Regions from separate parts of the Homo sapiens genome. Here region 1 is linked to region 2. A link is a contact called in ENCODE Hi-C or POLR2A ChIA-PET data. All regions are on one chromosome and are shown on one strand. The core of a region is the stretch at or near the end of the contact, and the rest is flanking DNA. Distances in the headings are between cores, read along the strand shown.

Evidence for each region. A loop is a pair of places that touch in the nucleus more often than their neighbours do. ChIA-PET counts read pairs that join two places held with the same protein, here RNA polymerase II (POLR2A). Pooled maps may share reads with other maps.
Region 1: a map with no recorded cell type shows a loop between it and region 2 (5-fold over the local background). The contact joins the promoter of SEC22B here to the promoter of ZNF697 in region 2. A Hi-C loop is called at or near these places in 1 of 37 single-sample maps with no recorded cell type and 3 of 50 pooled maps. POLR2A ChIA-PET finds 5 or more read pairs at or near these places in 3 of 52 experiments (MCF 10A and WTC11).

What each region holds. Positions count from the first base shown.
Region 1 is chr1:120,172,432-120,178,158 of GRCh38, forward strand. It overlaps SEC22B (SEC22 homolog B, vesicle trafficking protein), which reads right to left and starts at 4,089. Exons shown (of 5, transcript NM_004892.6): 1 at 3,876-4,089. The coding sequence starts at 3,950. RefSeq lists enhancers at 3,211-3,776, 3,711-4,080, 3,777-4,342, 4,121-4,250.
Region 2 is chr1:119,646,628-119,652,214 of GRCh38, forward strand. ZNF697 (zinc finger protein 697) reads right to left here and starts at 1,639. Exons shown (of 3, transcript NM_001080470.2): 1 at 1,064-1,639. LOC124904389 (a long non-coding RNA gene) reads left to right here and starts at 1,689. Exons shown (of 2, transcript XR_007066506.1): 1 at 1,689-1,760; 2 at 2,097-2,349. RefSeq lists silencers at 1,056-1,219, 1,517-1,576 and enhancers at 1,635-2,475, 1,647-1,716.

The DNA.
Region 1 (5,727 bases), core at 2,839-5,338, 530 kb after region 2:
TCTAAGCTAAAAAGGGAGGAACTAGGATCTGAATGCAGGCAATCTGGCCCTGGAGCCCCTACTCCTAAGCATTATGCTACCCTAACTCTATAATTGAAATTGTTTCAATAGTAGATCCACCTTTTAGGTGAAGTCTTACTATGTAATTCTAACTCATTGGAAATGCTCAAGAAACCATGGGGCAGCTCTGATCTAGATCTCACAAAACAACCTAACCACTGTTTTACATACTGACCTTTAGTTTGCTTTCAAGATCAAAGTCACAAAGGGCCCACAGTTAGCCAGTCCACCTAAAAATATTTAGATATCCTCATTGTGTTTTCTACTTCATCTAGAAAAGATTAATGAAATTTGTATATGATATAATTATGAGATATCTATTAGTAATCCAATAATGCAGTGGATCAGAATAACTGGAAAAACTGTGAAACAAATTTGAGGTTATCCAACAGCAAATGTAGGATTTGGATCTATATATTACAAAAGATAGAAGGTAGTAACTAGACACACAACCACAATACTTTTCGTTGCTGTCACCTAAGACTGCTGAACAACTAGTTGTATCAATAACAACTTTTGCCTTCATAGCTCTTTATCATTTTCATAGCTGAGTTCAGTGGGTATCAATACCCACTGAACTCAGCTGGTCAAAGACCAGCAGCACCAAGAACCAACCACTTTCCTCTAAAAGCAGTTACAGTAAGTGGATTAATCAACCCTCAGTGATTGGGAGCGTGAGACAATTTAACTGTATAACATGTTATCTATCTGCTTTCTTGGAGCTTCCTGCTGCCTATTTGGTGAGATCTAACACTTTCTTCAAGTCTGGACTGCCCTTCACGATGCCAGAGGAAAATGAAAGAAAATACAATAATTTTGAGGCAGAACAGAAAGGTAGATAAAGAAATTGCAAAAATCCTAAAAGGAGAAACATGCCATAAAAGGAATGAGGAAAAAAGATAAACAGGGTATCAGTTAGGGAGTCCACATTTGAGAAGAAAAGCTCATCTCTCTTCCTGCCCTAAGTCTAAATTTTCAGTTAAACACAGAGGAAACACCCTGTATAAAATACTCTGTCTACATTATTTTGTAAATTTTACTCTCTATTGTATTATCTGAATAACTGTCCATCTTCGGTAATATGGCAGCTTGTACAGGCACCTAGTAAATACCTAAAATATGATATCTATTATCAGTGTAAATACTGAAAGTACACTGATAAGAAAACAAAAACATACAAAAATGAAAATACATTGAATTATCTGGCCTGGACAATTAAGGTGATTAAATATAAAACTGTTTGGTTGAGATATCTGTTTATTAAAAAGTTATTCCTGGACTCCTAAGAGGTAAGACATCATTAAAAGGCCTTAGAACAAGGCAGTAAAGTACAGTGGTTAGGCACTAAAGTACAGTGGTTATTAAGTTTTTGTCTGAGTCGACAAAAACTTAATAAAAACCACTGGGTCTCAATTGGGGTGATTTTGCCCCCATGAGACATTTAGCAATGTCTAGAAATATTTTTGTCGTCATACAAACAAACAAAGTGGGGAAGGGTAGTGGTACTACTGGCATCTAGAGGGTAGAGGCCAGGAATATTGCTGGACCTCCTACACAATATACAGAACAGTCCCCAAGAACAAATAATTATCCATCCCCAAATGTCAACAGTGCCAAGGGGAAAAACCCTGATGAAAAATTTCATTATGCCACTCATTAGCTGTGAATTTAGGCAAGTGATCTATCCTCTCTAAGCCTCAGAGCTTCCTTATCTATTATTGGAGATTTTAATAGTACCTGTTCTAATATGGTAGTATGAGGATTAAATAAAAAAATGAACTTAATAGGCTTAGCACAGTGTTTGGTATGTAGTAGGCGCTTTTATAAATGTTCTGTATACTATTAAAATAGTAAAAGTAAGCCTAAGATTCAGATCTTTACAGACATTAAAAGTTTAGGCAAACTTTATTATTCAAAGTCAAAATTCCTAAAGGAAAATACTATGGCACTACAATCACAAAAATATTTGTGTGTAAAATTTCTTTCCTTGTCAATTAAACAAAGCATCCCATCTTGATAAACCAATATGAAACCAATACCAAATTTATAATTAAAAAACAATAAATCAATTAATTTTTCAATAAAGTATCATGGCAGAGAGTAGGGGCCACTAATATTAAGTAGACTTTCAAGTTCACTTTGTATTCTTTGCTAACACTGGAATTCAATGCAATAATTTAAAAATTGACCAGATTCCATCCCCCCTACCCCCAACACACAGCCACCCACTGTAGGAAAACTATTTTTTAGTCAAACTACACATCCTTCAAGGATATTCCCCTGCACTATCTACTTTGTTCAAATCATATTCCTAGGTTCATTTGAACAATTACACTCCTTCTGCAGGATGGTCCTAGAGTATTCCTGAAAAACATTTCACATTAGCAAATCGGGGTATGTTAAATTGTTCACGGTTTATTTCAAAGATTAGACTTTGTTTTTATGTAATGAATAGAATATATTTCACTTAGCATGACCTGCAACTTTATTATCTGTATCACCACTCTCCTAAAAGTGAAAGTAACTATATTTCCAAATCAAACCTAAAAAGGCATATAACCAAATAGAATAATAGTTCCTTACTACTGGATCCTACTGTTACCTTAGTGTCATACCTTCTGGGAAGACTTTCCTGATTTCCTAAAACCAACTTAGATATATTTTCCATGTTCAAGCACAAAACCCTCTTCCTTCTCCTTAGCAGTTAAACTACATTTTAATAGTTTGTTGGTTATCTGATTTTTCCACTAGACTGTAAGCTCCACAAAGGTAGAGACTGTGTACTCTAACTCCCTGCATTAACACTATGCCTGGCACATTTGATGTGCTCAGTAAAAATTTTTTGCATTAATATATGAATGAAAAGTCCAACAGAAGAAATGTGCAAACTATTTTTTCAATATCTCATCTTTTTTTAAGGCTCAAGGTTTTACTTAGACTGTATGGAAAAGTAAAATAAAATTGATCACTTTAAACAAATTATATAAATTCCATTCTCAGCTTTGTCTTCAGAACCTCCCAAGCTTGCTCCAGAAACTTGTCTTACTTCAGAAATTTCCACTGTGTTTCTAAAACACAAAACATCTTTCTTTTAAGACATCTGGAGTTAGTGCTGTTTTTAATCAATTCAGTATACTTTTGAGCACCTACTAGCATAAAGCAGCTATTGTAAAAGGTATGGATAACAAAGAGATGATTAAGACCCGTCGTTTGCCCGCTAGGAAACTCAAGTTATTGAAAGACAAAGAAAAAAATAAGTTACAATGTATTGCAGGAATGTGGTACGGCGTATTGGAGAAGGTGGGAACTGGGGATAATCCTGAAAGAATGTGATGTACTGAAATTTAACAGGTGCTTTTATGTGGCAATATTACCTCACCCACTTTCAAAAGATGTCAGCAAGCTAGGTCAAGGATCAGGTGCCACGTTATAGACTTGAAGAACTTGGCTGATTTTTTCCCAGGATTTATCCATCAGCAGTCCTATTAGCAGCAGAAAATTAGAAATCCTGAATTTTAACAAAGTCCCTAAAGAGTCAAAGAACACTGGGTGATCACAATCAACCAAAGCTACCACTTCTCCAGAGCGTTTTTCTAAAGAGAAACAGCTAACACAAAAAACTTAACTCCTCCTTCAGGAAAGATTTCCTCTTCGCCGGTAGTCTCTCCTACACCAAAAGATAAAAGCGCACTTCAGAGAGGTCGGGAGTGCCCGGGAAGTCACAAAGGTCTCCCGGTCCTAGGAAGGAATCCGATGCTGAGGGCAAAGCGCGCTGACAGAGACTTGGGGTCGCGGGTCGTGAGTAAGCAGCTCACCTGTTCGTCCTCCTGCATCGAGGCGGCCAGCGGGAGCCCGTCCGCCACTCGGGCGATCATTGTTAGCAACACCATCTTCACAAACTACAGGGATCCAACACTGGCCCGGAAGGCCCTTGGCGCCGTCCTCACTTCCTCCGCCGCGACAACAGTTATACCCTATGTCTCAGTTACCGGAGATCCAGCTGCTTGCGTCTCCGCTTCCCGCTGAGGTGGCCGGAAACAGCGCAAGAGCTTTCCACTACCGGTCCCCAGAATTGGCTTCCCTCAGAGAACCACAACTATCAGAACACTGGTTCCGCGATCTGCCTTCCACCTTCTTAACTTCCAAGGTCTGGCTGGGTTTTCTGAATTTGAGGCTTCGAATAAGCCTCGCCCTTTGAGCGGCCATTGCACCCAAGCTGAATCAGAATTTTCTAGTTCCTGAAACTAAGTCTTGGGAGAGAGCTGGGAAGGAGGGTGGGAGTTAATGGGTAATCCCCATTAACCACTAACCGTTAACCATGAAGGGTATGTAAAAAAAGGAAAACCCTGAAAATTAGGCTATTTTCATATTTATTTTTTTCTGTTTTCTATGTCATATATTCTATAAAATGTTCTATATTTATATATTTCTAGACAAAGATTTTTGTCTATTTTTGCTTGTTTGTTTATGCGGTATCCCCACCAGGCTCCTTAAACAGTTTATGGTAAGAAGTCAATAAATATGTGTTGTATGTGTGAATAAATGAACAAGTACAGGACATCTTGTACCACCTAGGTCAGTCACCTACAAAAAGCTAGGATCAGGCCGGGCGCGGTGGCTCACGCCTGTAATCCAAGCACTATGGGAGGCCGAGGCGGGCGGATCACGAGGTCAGGAGATCGAGACCATCCTGGCTAACATGGTGAAACCCCGTCTCTACTAAAAAAACACAAAAAAATTAGCCGGGCGCGGTGGCGGACGCCTGTGGTCCCAGCTACTCACTCGGGAGGCTGAGGCAGAATGGCGTGAACCCGGGAGGCGGAGCTTGCAGTGAACCGAGGTTGCGTCACTGTACTCCAGCTTGGGCAACAGAGCGACACTCTGTCTCAAAAAAAAAAAATAAATAAATAAATAAATAAAATAAAAACTAGGATCTCTGATATATCTAGGTGTTCCCATCTCTTTGTTTTTTGGTGTCCCCATCTCTAAAGTGGGGATATGATCGGCCTTTCAGGGTTTTAATGAATATTAGATGAGAAAATCTAGGTGCAAGGCTTTCAAAAGCTAAAAAAAGAATTATACAAATGCTTTTATTTATCATTGCTTAATAATGACTACTCTTTACTAAGTGCTTACAGTTAGTTCTCGCATTAATAGAAACACTGTTAAGTATGTTCTAGATATTAGTTAAGCAACCCAGTAAGCTTGTTTAGTATTATATCTCCACTTTGTAGTTGAGAGGAAAGCCTCAGAGAGCTAGCAGTGATGGGAACAGGATTTGAGCTCAGGTTCAACTTCAAATCCTGATGTGATTCTGTCTTAACTTGTACCCATTAATTAAAGAGCTCAGGCTTTTGTTACCTTTTATATTGGCCTTCAGGATTAGAAGAAAACCAATATTATTTTTGTGTGGCATTTTCTTTATTAAAAAGATTCTTATTTCAATAGCTTTTGGGTTACAAGTGGGTTTTTGTTACATAGATGAATTATATAGTGGTGAAAGCTGAGATTTTAGTGCACCCATCACCTGAGTTGCGTACATTTTACTTAATAAGTAGTTTTTTAACCCTAGGTCCCTTCCCACCCTCCGCCTTCTAAGTCTCTAAAGTCCATTATATCACTCTGTATACCTTTGTGTACTCATAGCTTAGCTCACACTTAAGTGAG
Region 2 (5,587 bases), core at 389-2,888:
GCCATATAAGTGGCATTCTTAAAGGTTCATTTGGTTCCTCAAACGTATTCCACATTAAATAATATCCACATGTTGGCTTGTTGAGAGAAGAAGGTAAACAGTTGGGGGCATCAACAAAAAATCAGGTGAGGGGAGAAAGGAGAGATAGTGAGTGTGGCCCCTTAGGCATGCTGAGTTCAGTTACAACAGTCACACTTGGACTGTATTCAAAGTTGCCCACTCATCCACCACAGCTACTCAAAGACATTTAACTCGCTAGCCATTATCCAACCGCATTTACCAGACGCTCAGTCTTGAGGGAGGAGGGTAACGCAGTAGGGGATGCGGAGTATTGGTGTCATCCTACAGGTTAAGGACAAACATGCCCACTACAAGGACAGGGATACATCACCAACTTCAATTCAGCCCAGGGTTCATGTAGTAAGGGGTGGGTGATTCACTCCTGTGGGGGAGGCAGGGCGGGGGCGGTTGGGGGAGGCGGTTAGGAAAAAGGAAAATCGTGGAAAGTCCCAGAGGAAGTGGTAGTCAGTTCCCGATGCATGGCCATAATGTACATTGGCCATAAGGTACACTCAGCGCCTCTGTGTCGCTGCTCCCCCTCAACCTTTTACTCACCCACTCCTCCCAACACGCGCCTCACCCGTGCCTCCATGCACAATCCTGAGCCTCGGCATCCCCGCGAGGTGCAGGTTCCAGCTTTGCCCACCACCCCACCACCTACCTACATGGACACGTGTGGTTGGAATGCCTCCCGGGGCTAGACGGCCACCCCTCTTGGGCTGCGAGCTGCTGCCCATCTCTCCACCCACCCGTCCTTATTGTGTCATTTGCCCGGTCTGATGGCAGCCCCAAAGCCGCTCATTTGAGTGGGCTAGAATGGAGAAGAGAGGAAAAGGGAGGCACACATTTCATTCACTAGGACCCAAGATGACCTGCCGCCTCTCTCCTGCCCTTCTCGGAGCCCCCCACCCTCCCTTAGCCCCAGTGGGGCTGGAGGCACGAACAGACAAGGCAAGGGGAGCGCAGTCCGTCAAGGTCCACAGCTGCACACAAAGCCCTTCACCTTCTCCTTGCCTTCCAAGCTCCTCCCTGGGCTTGGTTTCTCCGAGGGTCTCTGATGCCCCCTTCGGTGGTCGGCGGGACGGTCCTATTCCCTCTTGCATCGCTGTCTCCTCCCTCAAGTCTCAGCCTCCTCCTCCCCGCCCCTCGCCACATACCCCTGAGGGAGCTCAGTCCTGGCTTTGGGGGCGCGAGAGCACCCCATAAGCCCGGGGCCCTGCGCCCCAGGGGAGCGGACAACGGTCCACTTTACGAGGCACAACTTCGCCCAGCCGTTCCGCCACCGCACTCGAACACACACCCCATCCCCGCAGCGGTCGGGTCTGGTCCCGATCAGCCCCATCCCCGGGAGGCGGTTGAGCCCAGCCACAGCCACGCTCCTACCTGCGAGGCGGCTGGCGCGGCGAGGAGCTAGGGCACCGAGCGCCCCGGCCCGAGCCCCGCACCGCAGCGCGTCTGCCCTTGTGCGGCGGCGGCGGCTGCAGCGGCCGCTGGGTGGCCCGCTGGCTGGCTGGTTGGCTGGCTGGCTGGCTGGCTGGCTGGCTGGCTCGCTGGCTGGCTGCCCGGCTGACTCCTCACTGGGGCTTCCTGTAGGGCTGGACAAAGGACATTTCCTGGGAGGAGCGGGAGAATGTTCCCAGCATGCCTCGATTTGTAGTTCCCGGGGACTTCCTGCCACCGCAGCAGCGGGCGCCCTGGAGGTAGCTCGGGCCAGGCTAGGACTCCGGGACAGGAGGAAAGGCGCTCGCTGCTTCTCTAAGCGCTGTGGGGAAGGGAGCGGCCGGCGGGTCTTGCCCCACGCCCCGCCCCGCGGCGCTCAAGGAGCCCGCTGTCCCGGAGCACGCGAGATCCCAGCGCTGCACTCCGAGCTCGCGGCACCGGTTGCGGGCAGCCGGTGGGACGCTGCCGCTGAGCTGTCCCATGGTTCGGGAGGGCTCTGCGGTGGGAGAGGCCTTTTCTTTAAAAACTGGGAAGTTTGTGGTGGGTTCGCTTTTTAAAAATTAATCTAAAAACACAAAATCTATCTTTTAAAATAGATTTTCTTTTTGTCTTTTACGCCGTTGACATCCTGCTGGGGGCCGATTAAAGAACTTGATTGCTCACCAGGAATTCAGGTTCCTTAAGATCTTGGCGCTTCATCTTTAAAACCATACAGAGCTGATTGTTTCCAGATCCCGACCCGGTGACATTCCTCCCTCATTGTTGACCTTGTCCCAAACATCTTTTCAAGAAAAGCAATTAAATTGAGATTGAAAATAAATTACGTAAATTAAATATTAGACGTGAAAACCTGTGTGCTGCTGAATTAGGAAAGTGCTGGACTTTCTGCGTATCTTTCCTTCATTAACCTTTAGGATTCAGCTTCTTGGTCCCATAAAACAGATGTGCTGGCCACTGTATATTGAGTGTGTGTATTTCGGGAGTGGAAGGGTGAGGAGAAGAGGACATTGGCTACAAGAGAGGAACTCTACTTCCAGCCTAGCAAGAGTCTATGATGCCCTGCACATGTTTTTGTCTATTTCTGGGACCACAGACTCAGGACCCTTAGAAAATCAAGGAAGGACCACATAGAGACTAAATGACTAAAAGCTATATTCTCTCCTGGAGCATGAGCAGAAAGTAATAAACTGAACTAGGAAAGGACAAGTTCTAGGATGCTCTAGAATGTGTTTGAAAAGTAATCAGATAGAAAAGTCTCTGGGAGGCCGGGCGCGGTGGCTCACGCCTGTAATCCCAGCACTTTGGGAGGCCGAGGCGGGCGTACTACGAGGTCAGGAGATGGAGACCATCCTGGCTAATACGGTGAAACCCCGTCTCTACTAAAAAAAAAAACACCAAAAATTAGCCGGGCGTGGTGGCGGGCACCTGTAGTCCCAGCTACTCGGGAGGCTGAGGCAGGAGACTGGAATGAACCTGGGAGGCAGACCTTGCAGTGAGCTGAGATCATGTCAGTGCACTCCAGCCTGGGCAACAAAGTGAGACTCCGTCTCAAAAAAAAAAAAGAAAGAAAGAAAGAAAAGTCTCTGGGCTTGGTGGCTCATGCCTGTAATCACAGCACTTTGGGAGGCCGAAGTGGGAGGGTCACTTGAGCCCAGGAGTTCAAGACCAGCCTGGGCAACACAGTGAGACCCTGTTTCTACGAAAAGTAAAATAAAATAAATAGCGGGTGTGGTGGCGCGTACCTGTAGTCCCAGCTACTCGGTCGTTTAAGTGGAAGGGTCGTTTGAGACTGGGAGTTTGAGGCTGCAGTGAACCGTGATTGCACTCCAGCCTGGGTGACAGATTGAGACTCTGTTTCAAAAAATAAGGTCATAATTACGTGTCACTTCCACTTGTCATTTCACATTTTAAATCCATATGATTAAAACATTTGGGTGAAGGGTTTAGCTTACATTTAAGTAAAGTTTATGCTAGAGTTCTCTTTCTCTAGAGATCCTTAACCTCACGGATAAGATGGCCTGGATTAAAATGTAGAATTGATGAGAAGCATGCAGATAGGACTGTTCACCTCCCAAAAGTTCCTGTTGTATGCCCACCCTAAAGGTCCTGCTGTATGCCCACTCTGTTGACTGTCCACCTAAATTAATTGTGCTGTGATCCTTGCATTTTCTGGACCCTACAAATTACTGCTCCTTCATATTCTCAACCTGGTAACATTCCAGTGAAACTAATCTCCCCATCTCCACCCCAAAGAATTGATTATTGTTTTGCAAATCAAGTAGCCTCTAATAGTGTTCAGTCTGAAAAACATGATATACTTGCTTGTAGCATTTAACATATAACATTGCCCATTGAAACTATTTTTTGCCTTGCTTTTAATACAACACACTCTCCTCCTTCTCCTACACTTCTAACTTGAGCTCAGAATAATTGAACTTTCACTCATTATTTCACGCCATTCCAAACCTGTCCCATCCTTTTGTTTCCAATCTCAGTTATTTTGTTACTTCAACAAAGTTTTGTTTAACATTTATTCATGCTAGTCTCCATGTCTGGAGTAGACATGTAACATTCAACAGTAAGATATTTTACTGAGTAACTACCAGCTATGTCTTACCCCCAAGAAGCCCACACTCCAGTTGAAAAGACAGATGTCACAAAATTACTTCACAGTGTTTAAGGGCTATAATGCTGCCTTATACTGGGGTTCGTGTTCTGTAAAAGTGGGGCTCTTTCCATAAGCCTTCTGTTCCAGTGAGTGGCAGGAGTGGACAGGAGTGGCCAGAGGAAGGCTTGGGAGGGAGGAAATACAGACGGTAAAGAAGACATGTAGTATGTGAAATTTGGTTCTGAACAGGGTGGTAGCTGAGAAGGAAGTCGGATCAAAGGACATTCTTCTGTTTGTAGGGGTTTTATTTGTTCGGTTTTTAAGATGAGAGAGCCTTGAGGATGTTTAAATGCTGATGAGAAAAGTCTTGGAGAGAAACAAAGGGTAACAAAGAGGAACGAAAGAGGATAAGGGATTCTTATTCAACAAATACTTGTTGAATTAACTAATTCCTGCAACTTAGTGTTGAAAATGTTGAGATTGAAATGACCAAACTGCATATTCCCAGCTAAGATACGCAGAGTCTGAGACCAGAAGGAAATGGCATTTCTTTCCTCCTTGTCATATGCTCTCTCCTGCCCTTGAGGCCCTCAGGGGAAGGTGACAGACAAGTGAATGAAAGGAGAGAATGGAGGCTTCCTCCACTGTTGAAGATTAAGTCTTTTCCAAGTTGACAATAGGTTGGAAAGGCACACCACAACTTCAGGAAAGTCCAAACTTTCAAGCCTGTGGATTTTCATTTCATCTTTAAACTAAAAAAAATTTTACCCTTGCCCTTTTCTTTTTCTTCTTCACCACTTTGAGGCAAAGTAAATAATGATTCTCATCCTCATCTTTCAGAGAGTTGAGTCTGGACAGATTTGCTTACATTTTTTTAAGCTTTCAAGTATAAAATGGATGGACCTCTGTTGTTTTTCTTAACCTAGCAAGCATCCCTTTCCCTTTTTTTGGTAACAGCACCTTTGAGAAAAAACCCCATTTCCACCCTTAGGTCTTGTGGTTTAGAGAAGGGCAGAGCCCATCTTCACCTCCACTTCATTGGCAGGTAGTGATCAAGACCCGCCAATTAGCCAATTCAGTGTTGTATGAGGGATAAGCTATTAAAGGAAACAAAGCTGAGAAAAGGGGTGTGGGAAGGGATGTATGCATAAGCAAATTTTTATGACTTGTTTGATCATGCCTGAAGCCAAGGTACCCTTAGACTTTTTAGTTACATGAGCCAAAACATTCCCTTCTGGGCTTAAGCTATTTTGGGTTAAGTTCTATCTCTTGCAGCCAAAAGAGTTCTATATAGCTGGAAGTGGGATGCTGTAGTGCAGATCCTTAAATGTAAAATTGGCTGAGTTGAGAAATGGTGAAAGTAGGAAAGATCCCTCTGTGCCAGGCTAGAGAACTGGAAATTCTTGTGATATGGTAGCCAGGAAACTGAGTGAGAGGTCTCAGACCCCAGCATTTCCAGGGTGGAGTTTGAGAGGTCTT